2 separate regions of the Homo sapiens genome follow, and region 1 is linked to region 2. A link is an interaction called in ENCODE POLR2A ChIA-PET data of the cell type or tissue named here. Cell type or tissue: CD4-positive, alpha-beta T cell. All regions are shown on one strand. Each heading gives the region's core, and the rest is flanking DNA. Links, peaks and the distances in the headings are about the cores only. Region 1 overlaps SCML4 (Scm polycomb group protein like 4). Region 2 overlaps SCML4 (Scm polycomb group protein like 4).

Region 1 (6,685 bases), core at 2,188-4,687, 74 kb before region 2:
GGGTTCAAGTGATTCTCCTGCCTCAGCCTTCCAAGTATCTGAGATTACAGGCGCCCACCATCACGCCCAGCTAATTCCTGTATTTTAGTAGAGATGGGGTTTCACCATGTTGGTCAGGCTGGTTGGGAACTCCTGACCTCAGGTGATCCACCCATCTTGGCCTCCCAAAGTGCTGGGTTTACAGGTATGAGCCACAGCACCCGGCTTCCTACCCCTTTATTCCTACATCTTTATTTGTTCATCTATCTCTTAAGGTGCTTTCACATTCCACTTTGTAGTACAATTATTTATGAACTTCTCTATAACCTCTAGTTAGATTTTTATTTCCTAAGGATGAGAGCTAAGTTTGAGAGCTCTTCCTTGTCTCTCATCCAAGATATAATCACCAAGAGCTATAAAGAGGTTTTGGATAACAAAAGCTTCCTGACTTGGGCATTTAACAAGACACACTGTAGAATTCCCAGCCACAACTAGGTCCAAGATTCAGAATCAAGAAACGAAGTCAATCTGATATTGCTATTACAACCCAAATGCCTCCTGTGGTTGGATTTTTATTTGATAGGGCCTGGCATTGGGTGAGGGATGGAGACAATTTAGCTAGAAAAAGAAGAATGAGAACAGCATTGTATGTGAGGAGGTGAAGCGGACAAAAGCATGGCAAGAGCTGATTAATTAAAGAGTTTGTGTAGGGGCCAGACGCAGTGGCTCACACCTGTAATCCCAGCACTTTGGGAGGCAGAGGTGGGCGGATCATCTGAGGTCAGGAGTTCAAGACCAGCCCAGTCAATATGGTGAAACCCCGTCCCTACTAAAAATACAAAAATTAGCTGGGTGTGGCGGCACATGCCTGTAATCCCAGCTACTCGGGAGGCTGAGGCTCGAGAATCGCTTGAACCTGGGAGGTGGAGGTTGCATTGAGCCGAGATCATGCCTCCCACTCACTCTATAAAACACCTCGTTGAGCTGTTGCAAGAATTAAATGGCATAATGTTGTAAAGCATTAAACAGGATTACTCATTAGGTAGTTGCTGTTCTTCTTATTATGATGATGTCATTCCATAAATGGCCAGTAGATTTGTTTTCCTAAATCCCAGGGCCACCAGCTCACTCCCCTGTTCAGAAATGTCTGGTTTACAGTTACTACAGAGCAAAGTCCCATCTGCTTGAAATGGATCCCAAACCTCCCAGCATGGTTTCCCTGGTGTCCCTGCACAAACTCTTTTTTTTTTTTTGAGATGAAGTCCCGCTTTGTCACCCAGGCTGCAGTGCAGTGGCATGATCTTGTTCACAGCTCTGTCCTCAGATGTGAGAAGAGCCCCTGGCACACTGTGCCCAGGAAGTCTCTGCTGGCTAGGACCAACCAAAACCTGAGTCTTAACTGCCTGCTCTATAAAAACAAACATTGATTGAGCACCTTTTCTGTACCAGGTGCTAGGTGAAGCGTTTGGTGAAAAATACAAATGTGATCCTCTCATGACAGGGGTTATAATCATTGACTCCTCCATGGCTCAGAGTACATATACAGTCATGCACCGCCTAAGGACGGTGGTCCCATAAGATGATAATGATTCTAGTTCCTATCGCCTAGTGATTTGTGTTGCAATTTTCTCCAGTATTCAGTACAGTAACATGCTGTACAGGTTTGTAGCCTAAAAGCAATAGGCTGTACCACACCGCCTAGGTGTGTAGTAGACTATACCATCTAGGTTTGTGCAAGTACAACCTATGATTTTCACACAACATTGAAATGACCTAAGGATGCATTTCCCAGAATGTATCCCATTGAGTGATGCATGACTGTGTTTATAAATAGGACTTGATAAATGTGAGATGAATCAATATACTCTGCAGACACAGTCTCGGTAACTTATACAAAAGCCTGTGTGTGTAATCTTTACTTCTATTTTAAGGCTAGAAAAAAGACAAGGCTCTGAACAATGAAGCGGCTTTCCTACAGAAGAATTCTAGTTAGAAGTTGAGAAGCCTTCACTTTATTTCCCTTCTTTAGATCTCGGGGCACAGTGGCTTTCTGCTGTCTCTGTCTCCTTCCTCCTTTTAATGTGCCTGAGACGTGCATGCTGCTCCATTAGCACTGAGGAGAATACAGCATCACATTTCTGCGTCTGTCCTAAACACATAATGGTTTGGCTGAGAATTGGATTGACTTTGAGATCTTCCCTGCCTCTTCCTTGTGGGACCTGGAAGGGTCCCATAAGGTGGTTTGGCACGGGGCATTTTTCTGGGAATCTGTTAATGCACCCTGGAGCCATCTGAATGCCGATCCACACTTATTAAAGATGATTTCACTCCATTTAAAGACATCTGCACTCAACATGGGGACGAGGAATCACGGAAATCACATTGCCTTTGGATCCTGCCCCATCAGAACATTGGCGTTAATCAGGGTGAAAATAGATGCTCTGATTACAAAGGCTGGAAGTCTTTAGTGCCAAGAATAATTTTAGAGTGATCAGAGCAGAGGTCAAATCTAATTTCCTGCATTTGACAGGAAGGGGGGAAAACCCAGACCAATTAACAGCATCATTCACAGGAACCTAGAGTCCTTTGAGCTAGGTCAGGGAAACACTTTCCCTTCAACTACAGTGTTGAAGGGCTGAGCCAGGTGGCTGGTTTGTCTTTAAGGAGGAGGCTCTCAGGACGATTGCTGTGGAGGGAAAGAGATAACTGAGATGGCAAAGTGGGCTCTGTTCCTGGTACCTAGGGCTTGCTGTGGGCACTTTTCACTTTTCCAGGATGGAGCAGAGGCAGCAGGGGCCTGGCTCGGGCGTGTTTCTTAGGGGGCCTTTTAGTCATACAAGACAGAGGGCAGCAGGCAGCCTAAGTCACACCTCGGGAGCTGCTCCTGATCCAAAGCACATAGATTCGCTTTAGAAAGGAAGAAAAATGGAGCTTTCCAGTGGCAGGTTTGCAGAGCCTCACAGTGGTCTGTGCTCACAAAAATAATAAATACACTAGCCACTCCCTCTCCAGCTGCAGCGAAGGTGTCAGGAAGACAGATGGGTGGAGCCTGGTGCAGCTGCAGCAGGCAGATGTGATAGATCAACAGTAAGACATGATGGATGTGGAAAAGTCTTGCTCCTAAGCAGACAGAGCATGCCAAGAAGCACTGGCCAGACACCTTTGTGAGCAGGCAGAGTTCTCCAATGAGGACATCGTGCTTGGTCTTGTCATTCCCTGCCAGAGGCATGTGAAAAGTGAAACCTAGTTATGAATGGATTAAATATGCTTGTTTCTAAAGCTGAACTCACATTTACCAGAGCTAGGATGACTATGAGTCAGTGTTTCAAAGCAATCCTGATTCTCACAGCACAGGTACTTGCACACTCTCTGTGAATCTCCCTCTGCCTTACACATGCCCATGAGCACATCCATACGTACATAATTTCCTTTCACTCATTCATAATTCAGGAGAAACTCTTTAGCTAACAACAGAGTCATGTGGAGGAGCGGAATTAGCAGTGAGCTGGGAGTCAGAAACCCCTGCCACCCACCAGCCATGTGATCGACTCTCTGCTTCTCTGTTGTAAAATAAAAGGGCTTGATCTCTAAGCCCCTGCCAGCCCCTTATGACACTGTGTAACCCCTCCCACCTCAGGCTGTTCCCACTAAGGGAGTCACTTCCTCCCACAGCTGAAGGCTGCATCAGTGTGTCCACATGCAAAACACACCGAGTGCAGCCACAGCCAGGCTTCCCGTCCCTCCTGGGCTCTGATCATTCTCTACGGACCTCATTGTCTTCATCTATAAATTGTGAATATTATTTGCTGCTTCTTAAGAATATTTTAAGAATCAAGAGAATGTGTCTCAGGGCTGGAGCCTGACCATAAGAATCTTAAAGACAGGAAGGTCATTGTCTCCGACAGGGACCCCTGTGTCCTCAGGCTGCCTGTGAGCTGCCCAGGCCCTCTTGGTTTCTGGCACCTGGAACTGGGTTGGGAGGACCGGGGCTGGCAAGGGGAAGGGGAGGGAGATCTGTTCTCAGCATCTCCAAGTGACCTGCTCCCACTAGATGCATCCTTTCTAGATACAATGCCATATCAAATGTGTGACATGCCCAGATTAGCCCACGATTATGGCAAAATCACATGGCTTGAAACAGTGCTGTTTTTCATTATTTCTATCTGTTGCCCAGGCTGGAGTGCAGTGGGGTGATCTCGGCTCACTGCAACCTCCGCCTCCCAGGTTCAAGTGATTCTCCTGCCTCAGCCTCCCGAGTAGCTGGGATTATAGGCAAGCATCACTCACTCTATCCAGAGTTTTCAAGATGCCATGTGGTGAGAGAGATGAGAGGGAAGAGAGCCCACTCAATCCTTAGAGTTTAATCAGATTTTTCTTTTCAATTATTTGAGACCAGCTGGCCTGCCTGTGTGAGGAGAGAGCATGTCTCTAGAAACAAGGAGAGACCATGGGCTTGAAGTCAAGCTGAGCTGAGCGAGATTCCTTCTTGGCCACCAGAAGACACTGTGACCTCCTAGCAAGCACTGTTACCTCTGCTGGGAAGCCTCCAGCCATCCCTCCTCCCTACTGACCCTCCCTGGTTGTCTTTCCTCCTGCTTATTCCAGCCAGCTCCACTGCCCCTTCTCTGGGAAGCCTTTCCAGACTCCGAAGGGTAGGCTCAGCCACTCCCTCCCCATCTGATTCTCCCACAGCATCCACACTTCTCCCTGACAGCAATCATCACAATTGTAATGAAATTAGTGTAATAATTTGTTGACATTTGTCTCCCTGGAGTTGCAAACCCTCAGAGAACAGGGCCGGTGTCCATCTTGTTCACAGCTCTGTCCTCAGATGTGAGAAGAGCCCCTGGCACACTGTGCCCAGGAAGTCTCTGCTGGCTAGGACCAACCAAAACCTGAGTCTTAACTGCCTGCTCTATAAAACACCTCGTTGAGCTGTTGCAAGGATTAAATGGCATAATGTTGTAAAGCATTAAACAGGATTACTCATTAGGTAGTTGCTGTTCTTCTTATTATGATGATGTCATTCCATAAATGGCCAGTAGATTTGTTTTCCTAAATCCCAGGGCCACCAGCTCACTCCCCTGTTCAGAAATGTCTGGTTTACAGTTACTACAGAGCAAAGCCCCATCTGCTTGAAATGGATCCCAAACCTCCCAGCATGGTTTCCCTGGTGTCCCTGCACAAACCCTTTATTTTTTTTTTTTTTTGAGATGAAGTCCCGCTTTGTCATCCAGGCTGCAGTGCAGTGGCATGATCTCGGCTCAGTGCAACCTCCACCTCCCAGGTTCAAGCGATTCTCGAGCCTCAGCCTCCCGAGTAGCTGGGATTACAGGCATGTGCCGCCACACCCAGCTAATTTTTGTATTTTTAGTAGGGACGGGGTTTCACCATATTGACTGGGCTGGTCTTGAACTCCTGACCTCAGATGATCCGCCCACCTCTGCCTCTCAAAGTGCTGGGATTACAGGTGTGAGCCACTGCGTCTGGCCCCTACACAAACTCTTTAATTAATCAGCTCTTGCCATGCTTTTGTCCGCTTCACCTCCTCACATACAATGCTGTTCTCATTCTTCTTTTTCTAGCTAAATTGTCTCCATCCCTCACCCAATGCCAGGCCCTATCAAATAAAAATCCAACCACAGGAGGCATTTGGGTTGTAATAGCAATATCAGATTGACTTCGTTTCTTGATTCTGAATCTTGGACCTAGTTGTGGTTGGGAATTCTACAGTGTGTCTTGTTAAATGCCCAAGTCAGGAAGCTTTTGTTATCCAAAACCTCTTTATAGCTCTTGGTGATTATATCTTGGATGAGAGACAAGGAAGAGCTCTCAAACTTTCACCAGAGCATCAGCAGACACCAGGAAAATGTGCCCTGTGAACACATCCCCTTGGAGCCCACTGGCAGCGGAGACAGACGTGATATATCACAACTGCAGGAAGCTAAAGGTAAGTACCGCCAGAGAGAGAAGGCTGAGGAGTTTGTCAAGTCATCAATACCCACCCTTCTGCCTGCAGCCTCATGCAGTTTTCTGGCTTTTGTGGTTTTAAACCATTTTGATTAGTACCATGGGGAAAATGCCATTTCTAAGTCTCTTCCATGGTTTATGACTTGGGTCAAACTCCCTTAAAGAGGTATGGTTTTTTTGATGATAACTGCTTTTTACTTGGGATGGAACTTCAGAGCAATATTGAACAGTCATTTGGGTGGGAGGGTGGGGTGTGGGGGGACCCACAGCAGGCACTAGGCTGACAGCTAGGTGAGAAATGGGTGAGGACGCTGGCGGTTTCTCTCCCACTTTAACATCCTGCCACTCAAGTCAGCATGGTTTTTATCTCCATGGTTTCCAAACATTTTTAGTTGTGCAAATTTTGTTTAAGCAAAGCACATATAGAACCCCACTCTGCAAATGTGAAAAGGCCCTGCTTAAAGAGAGGGAGGGCACCTGGAGTCCTGTCTGCTCTTGTTCCATCTTCTCCATCTCTTAGAACCTTGAAAGCCATCAGGCATGATTTGAAAACCCCTGGGGTTGTTTTGAAAGACAGGCTTTGGAGCCCACTGAAGTCAGATCCTGGCTTAACACTTGATTTACCTTCTCTTGAACCTCTTTTTCTTTATCTTTAAATCAAATATACCAATACCTTTTTATAAATATTAAATCCTAAACATATAACTTATAATAAGTCGGAAACTGTCTGGCCCCC
Region 2 (6,685 bases), core at 2,094-4,593:
ACAGGCCCAAACAGTGCCAAGCTCTGCTGGGCGACCTGGTCCTCGTTTCTGTCCTGCCACCTCCTGCCCCTGCCCCTCAAGCTTAGGGGTGGTTGCAGCTGCAGGGACAGTGGCTGAGTGCCCAGTCTCTTGTTTTGGCTCATCACTGTGCGACCATTTCCTGCATTAAATACTCAATGCCTTAAATACTAAAGAGATTTCCTACTTAGACCCCAACAGACAGACATGAAAAGGACAGCATCTGCCTGCCCTTGAGACCAGTTCGTGACCGGGCAGAATGGGAAAACTTGTAAGAAAGGGAAATTCCTATCTTTCCTATTATTTTAAAGCATGGAGTCTGTCTCTCTGTGGCCACACCTGGAGATACACCTGCAGGCAAAACCCGTAAGTCAAGAGAAGGGACCCAGAGGATGGGGAAGATGCAATGTTCTCTGCCACTGATGTGGTCAGCAGAATCATGGATAAAAGAAATGAGAGAGAATGACTTTTAAGATAAATGTGGAAATTTACACAGTGGCATGTATAGCATGCTATCATACAGTGGGTAAAGAAGATGCATGTAAGCATTTCACATCTATACATGCATGTATGCTTATGGATGCATAAGATACCACTGGAAGCATTTTTACAATAGTAGCAATTGTCTCTTGCTGGGGTGGGGAGAGGAAATGAGGTTCTAAGGACTGGAGAGAGAGGAACGGTTTTTTTCTCTGCATACTCTTTTTTACCATTTGAATGTTGTATATTTTTAAAAAATAAAAACAATCCAATAAAGTCAATCTAAATGAGTGAGTGGCTCTGATATCCTCAGCTTTTGATCAGCCAGGGCCAGCTGCCCTAGTGCGTGGGAGGTGAAATGAGTCAGGTACTCTGGACCCTGAAAAGACTCCAAATCACAAGCCCATATGTGGGGGCTGCACTCATCACGGCCCGTGGTGTGTGCATTTGCCCTGACTGGGATCCTAATCACCCCAGTGGTTTGGCTGAGCAGACCAGCAACCATTTCAGTGGGTGTTTATGGCACATGAGGCATAGTACCAGGTGCTAGTGGACATGACCCTGGACTTAGGGGGCTGGACTTTAGTGCTGGCTCTACTCCTAGCTAGCTGAGACAGAGACAAGTCACTTCACCATTCTGGGCCTCGGCCCCATACTGTACAGGTTCAGATCTCTCAACTCCCTGTTAAACAAAGCTGACAGACACGCCTGGTTTATTTATTTTCTTTATTTTATTTTCTAATTTTCTTATTTGTATCTTCCCGGTCCAGAGTTGTATTTGGGTCAAGGAGTGCATTCTTCTTCTATGAGTAGGACTTTAAACAAACGCTTTAAGGGCTCAGTTTCTCACTTAGACAGCAAAAGCAAGAAGAGGACCAACTCCCTGTGTCCCTTGTCCTAGAGGACAACACAAAACCTGCAGGAACAAGGTGACTGCGATCCGAGTGCTGTTGCGCCCCACTGCTGAGGAGCTGATCTCAGGCTGCAGCGAATCAGTTTCGTAGCCTGCAGCTGTGCCCTTAGACAGGGTGAGGCAGAAAGCCTCCCATCTCCTAAGCACCCAGAAGGCAGTGAGAAACATCTAGTGACAGCCTCCTGGGTGGATAGAGGGGTGAGTGGCCAATGGCCTTGTAGTAGCACCTCCCAAGCCTCCCACACTCTCATGCTCAGAGAGGATCACAGGTCACTCTTCCAGGACTGAGATCAGCCGTGGTCCAGCCTTGCCTATGTGGCCCATGTGGAGATGTGCAAGGTCACCGGGGTGCTGTGGTGGAGCCTGTCCTCTGCACTCCCCTCCTGACTTTGAGAAGTTAAATAGCTAGTAAGGGAGAGGAGACATCTGTACATGATATGGCAGGAGGACAGTTCTGAAGCAACTAGTATCTCACGGATAATGACCTAAGAGCCCAGGATGCTCAGAAAAAAAGAGAGGTCCTACGAGGCTGAGGTTTTCCAGGGCCACAAAACAGCCAAGGGAGGGGCAGAGCCTGGCGCATACCCTGCCTGACAGCTCCTCCGCACCTCACCCTCACTAGCTCCTTGCAGCCTAGTACTCCAAGGGGGCCTTGGGGTGCTCCCATTTTGCTACCAACCCTAGAGGACATCTAGGACAGCTAGGCTGAAGGCTCCCCTGTGTGCAGCCCTGCAGTCCCACTTTCCCTACTCCTAGCTCATTCCAGAAGGCTTTCATTATTATTTCCAAGTCTAAGAAAGTCTTCTGGAATAATGAAACTGACCTGCTTCTAATCTGAATCAAAGCTACAATGAGAACTCAAGTGAGTTGGATCGCAGCAGGTCTCAGAAGCTTCTAATCTGGGGCCCCCACTCATGGTTTTGTCTAAGGTTGGAGTCAAAGAAGAGGCATTACTTGTTCTTTGCTCAGCAAGAGGGAGCTTATCCTCTCTCCCACCAGTGTCAGTTTCTGCCTGAAATGTGAGTGGTTTCCCCTGGCTAGATGAAAAGGAGCCACCTACAAAAATTTGTGTTTCTCAAGGAAGTGGCTTTCCAGAGGCTCCTCCCCCACAGTCTTGCCTGAAAATTGCTACTTGGACAGAATCTTTCTATTCTACATCCTTTCTTGTGGCTGTAATTGACCCATTTCTATCACAGCACCTACAACATGTTATTCTGTTTATTGGCATCCCTGTCTCTCTGTTCTAATATGCTTGAGCTCCTTGGAGAAGGCTCTGTGTCTTCTTCCATCTATCCCCACCTGGTTCAGTGTCTGGCACATCTTAAGGATTGACAAATATTTATTAAATAAATGATGTATGAACAAATGAATGGACGATCAGTGTCCCAGCCCTCTTCCAGGACTCCTCCTATTCCTTAGCACTGAGGCAGCAGAGTCCAGCCCAGGGTACTTGTCTTTTGTTTTTAGTAGTGGCCACCAGGCTCAGAAATTTACCTGCAGAGGACTCAGCAACCACTTTCCAACAACAAGGCCACTGCAATAAGACGCAGAGCATCCCATGCTGCCAAGATGGCTCTTCGCCTACTTCATCTCTTTTAATTTTCACAATGGTTTTGAGATAAGCATTACTGTCCTCGGATTTCCAGATGAGGAGCTAAGGCCCAGAGAGGCTACATGAGATCACCCATTAGTGGGCAGAGGGTAGATTCCACCCCAGAGCTCTCTGCATAACTCCCTACAGCTGTCTCCCTGTGTCGGCCCTGGACAGAATTCAGAGAGCTGGCAACAGAGCTGGCTGGGGGACAGGAGAGAAATCTGATCCTTCAGGCCACATCTCCATGTCTCTATAGGATATAAAGAAATGGGACTGATACAACATGAAAGCTTGGATGGTATAAAGTAACCCAGTCAACTCTCTGGGCATGAAATAACCGGGTGAATAGAACAACATAATTATTTATTGCCTACAGAGCTGATCCGAATTTTTTTTTGAAGATTGCTAAAGAGTGGTTGCAGGCAGCAGTAAGACAGCAATTGCTGCGAGACACTTGTCTCTGCTAAGGAGGCAGCAGCTGCGACTGTCACTCAGCCTCGGCACTCACATCCCACAGTGTAAGGAAAGACACCTTAGAATGCAGCTACACACACACATATATATATATTTTTGCAAACCACTATTTCCTGTTTTGTTCTCTATTTATACTTTACATTTAGTTTTGAGAAAGCGCTGGTGGTTTGGTGTTTGGGTTGTTTCTAGTTCAATCTTTATCTATAAAGCAAATTCTCTTTTCAAGATGATTTTTTGTAATATAAACCAACAGTATAGCTAGATTCCTTTCACATACTTTGCTAATAAAAATTCTTACAACTTCAACAATAAAGCAACAAGATTCAAATAACACAAATCACAACTCTCCAAGTCGGCACCTTGCCAAGTAGGAATCCATTCACCAGTCTTGCGGGGGTGGGGTTGTGAATTCTTCAAGGAATTCCAACAGACATTTTCACACAGATTTTCAGGCATATAGATGCTCATCCTGAAGTACAGAAATGTGTAACTATGATACCTTCATATGATACTCTTTGGAAAACACTGAAGTATCTAAAACACTTTGTTACTGCTATGTAATGACACATAGCAACCCAATGTTTGCCCTCCAAGAACTGTCTAAGAAAGATACCACCTCGGACCCAGGGAACAATCAGCAGAAAATAAACATGAAAACAGCACCAGGACCAATGCCTTCACCTCTTGTGCAGGTCAAGGAAAGATGCATTTAGAGGTAAAAGGCAAGAGCAAGTGCACAGTTATCGTGAAATTGATTTTGTTTCTCCACATTTGGTAGCTGAAAGCTTTGCTTCCCCAATAGACAAGGACCATGTTTCTGCAAGGACCAGGAAAGCTGGCTTTGCATTGCAGTGGGCAGTAAGCAGAATAGCAGAGTGACTCTTGGGTATCAGTGTCCTGCCCTGTCAAACGGAGACTTCAGTACTTGCCAGAGCCATGTCACCAGGCTGCCATAAGGATCCCATGAGAAAATGACCATGAGATCCTGTCATAATTGGTAAACCCTGTGTGATACAAATTACTATTCTTCCTGGGTAATTATTTTCTTTTGTTCTCTTTGTAGAGAACAGAGAGTCAATAGAAACTCTATTTCCAACCATCTTGTTTGCAGTGTCCCTAAAGGCAACATAAAGACAGATCATTTCTTTTTATTTGCCAAGCAAAAGAAATACACCCATCCAGACAATGCGACATTCCTCATCTTTTTCTACAGAGCATCACGTTAGTCTTGTCTCCCATCTAGATGATGCCCATCTCATGGGGGTGAAGCTGCTACCAACACCCTGGTATTAGGGAGGGTTTTAGAGCTCTCTAGAAAGCTGTGAGCCAGGGAGGAAGGCTAGGGTACTGGTGGTGCCTGACACTGTCGCCATCATTGTATGTACAGTCACTACACACCGGTTTATTCTCCCCTCTTATTTCACAAAGAAAAAGCCCAGGGTCTTCAAATACTAGGAAAGTAAAATGTCACCAGGTCTGAGAACAGAATGGGTGAAAGAGTGGGGGCTGGAGCAAGGAGCATAGGAAAACTCTCCCCCAGTGTGTGTTTCCCTGACTTACAGGAAAGAAGACAAAATGCAGCCTAATTTGCTTCTGGTCACCAAGTATCACAAAGGCTTCTCAGCTGTCCTGATAGGCACAGTCCCAGCGTTGCTCCACCAGGGACACTGTGGGCAGGTCACTACTTCTCTGGCCCATGTCCCTCAGTGGCCACTCTTACACAGCCTGTTGGTTCCGCAGGCTTCACAAGTACTGCAAGACCAAGGTCAAAAGCGAATTCTTAACCCTCAAAGGGAAGTACTGGCCAGAAGTGGACTATTCTCTTTCTCTCCTCAATCATCCCTTCAATCATTTGACAATATTTTCTGGGGACCTAGAGTGGCCAGACACTAAGCAGAGCACAGGGACGTGAAGATGAACCCAGAAAGATCCCTTCCTTGGATGTTTGTGGGTAGACGGGAGGGAAGCGGAGCACCTCTGGTCATCACATCTCCTCTGAGTCCCAGCCCATCCTGCCTCCCCACTGCCCCGCATAAACACAGGTCCCTTTCCAGGCGGGTTCCTCTGGCATGTTGTGGTGTGCAGACAGCGCACGGCTGAATTCCCTATGTCCTGCGTCGTTGACACACAGCTTCTCCATCGCAGTCTCCCAGAATCGAGGAGCCTAGGATACATGGGCAGGTCACACAGGAAGAAACAGCCACCACACACACTTAGTCCAGACAAAGACAGTGGCCAATAATCACAAACACAGAATCTCTGGAGACCAGGCCTGCCGGCCCACAGCAAAACCACCAGATTCATCTCTGAGTCGTCCCTGAACAAGTCCTCCTTCCCTCAGAGCACCACACCTGTGGAAGGGAGGATTCCCAGCCTTGGTGGCCTCTCCCCTCACACTCATGTCCCCCGGGCTGTGGGCACTGATCCTGACACACACCACTGCACACAGGGCCCAGCTCACAGGACCAGCAAAGCAACAAATAGTGGGTGAATAAATGAATTAATAAAACGTACATACATGCATATATTATTTTATTAAATTCTCACTACAAGACTTTAAGGCAAATATTATTACGTACTCCCACCGTATAGATGGAGAGTCTGTCAAATCTATACAGATGACAGCTCAGGAAGGCTCCAGATCTTGTGAAAAGTGGCACAAGTCCAGTCTAGTCCAGCCTTTCAGCACTGGCACCTGGTCAACGAGAGGTTAGCTGCTGAGAGATCCAAGAAGTTTCATCTCCCAGCGCTTCTGTTTCTAGCTGGAGGTGGGTGGGAGATGTTGCATTTTACCAGCTGACTTCTCAAGATCAAAAAGCCAGGAAGCTTTGCAATCACCCTGAGACAAGTCAACAGTAGTATTACCATGGACAATATCTTGCCTGGTGAAAATCTATGTGACCTCTTGGGGCTTTGCATACAGTGAATCCTCCGCCAATATGGTTTGATTGACTCATAGAAAGAAAGGGGGAGAGAGAGCAATACAATGATACAATTGAGGACTTCCACTTCTTAGTTGCAAAAAGAAAGGTCAGAAAAGGAAAAATAACAACACTTTTTTCCTGCTTTCTCTCCCTCGGGGGTTAGCCAGCAAACAGGGGCTTACCGGATTATTTTCTAGGTCTTCTCCCCTTCGCAAAGGTCTCCTGGGGCCATGCAACAGCCGTTAAGTCAATTCTTAATTAGCTTTCACAGTTTACCTTTTG

The links. ChIA-PET counts read pairs that join two places held together with the same protein. Peaks named below come from ENCODE experiments on the same cell type or tissue, not always from the same donor. Only the 100,000 strongest peaks of a DNase experiment are listed, where the experiment ranks them.
Region 1: POLR2A ChIA-PET joins it to region 2 with 10 read pairs; 3 of 35 experiments call an interaction of 5 or more read pairs at or near these places.

Annotation. Positions count from the first base shown.
Region 1 is chr6:107,709,804-107,716,488 of GRCh38, forward strand. All of the region lies in intron 6 of SCML4 (Scm polycomb group protein like 4), which reads right to left. Among named protein-coding and RNA genes, the nearest start is that of SCML4, 110 kb to the right of the region's middle. RefSeq lists a silencer at 3,597-3,706. In CD4-positive, alpha-beta T cell, for the core only: no CTCF peak of the experiment used is centred there; DNase peaks (open chromatin) are centred at 3,038, 3,305 and 3,618; H3K4me3 peaks cover 304 bases.
Region 2 is chr6:107,783,904-107,790,588 of GRCh38, forward strand. All of the region lies in intron 1 of SCML4 (Scm polycomb group protein like 4), which reads right to left. Among named protein-coding and RNA genes, the nearest start is that of SCML4, 37 kb to the right of the region's middle. In CD4-positive, alpha-beta T cell, for the core only: no CTCF peak of the experiment used is centred there; DNase peaks (open chromatin) are centred at 2,468 and 3,508; H3K4me3 peaks cover 1,090 bases; H3K27ac peaks cover 2,449 bases.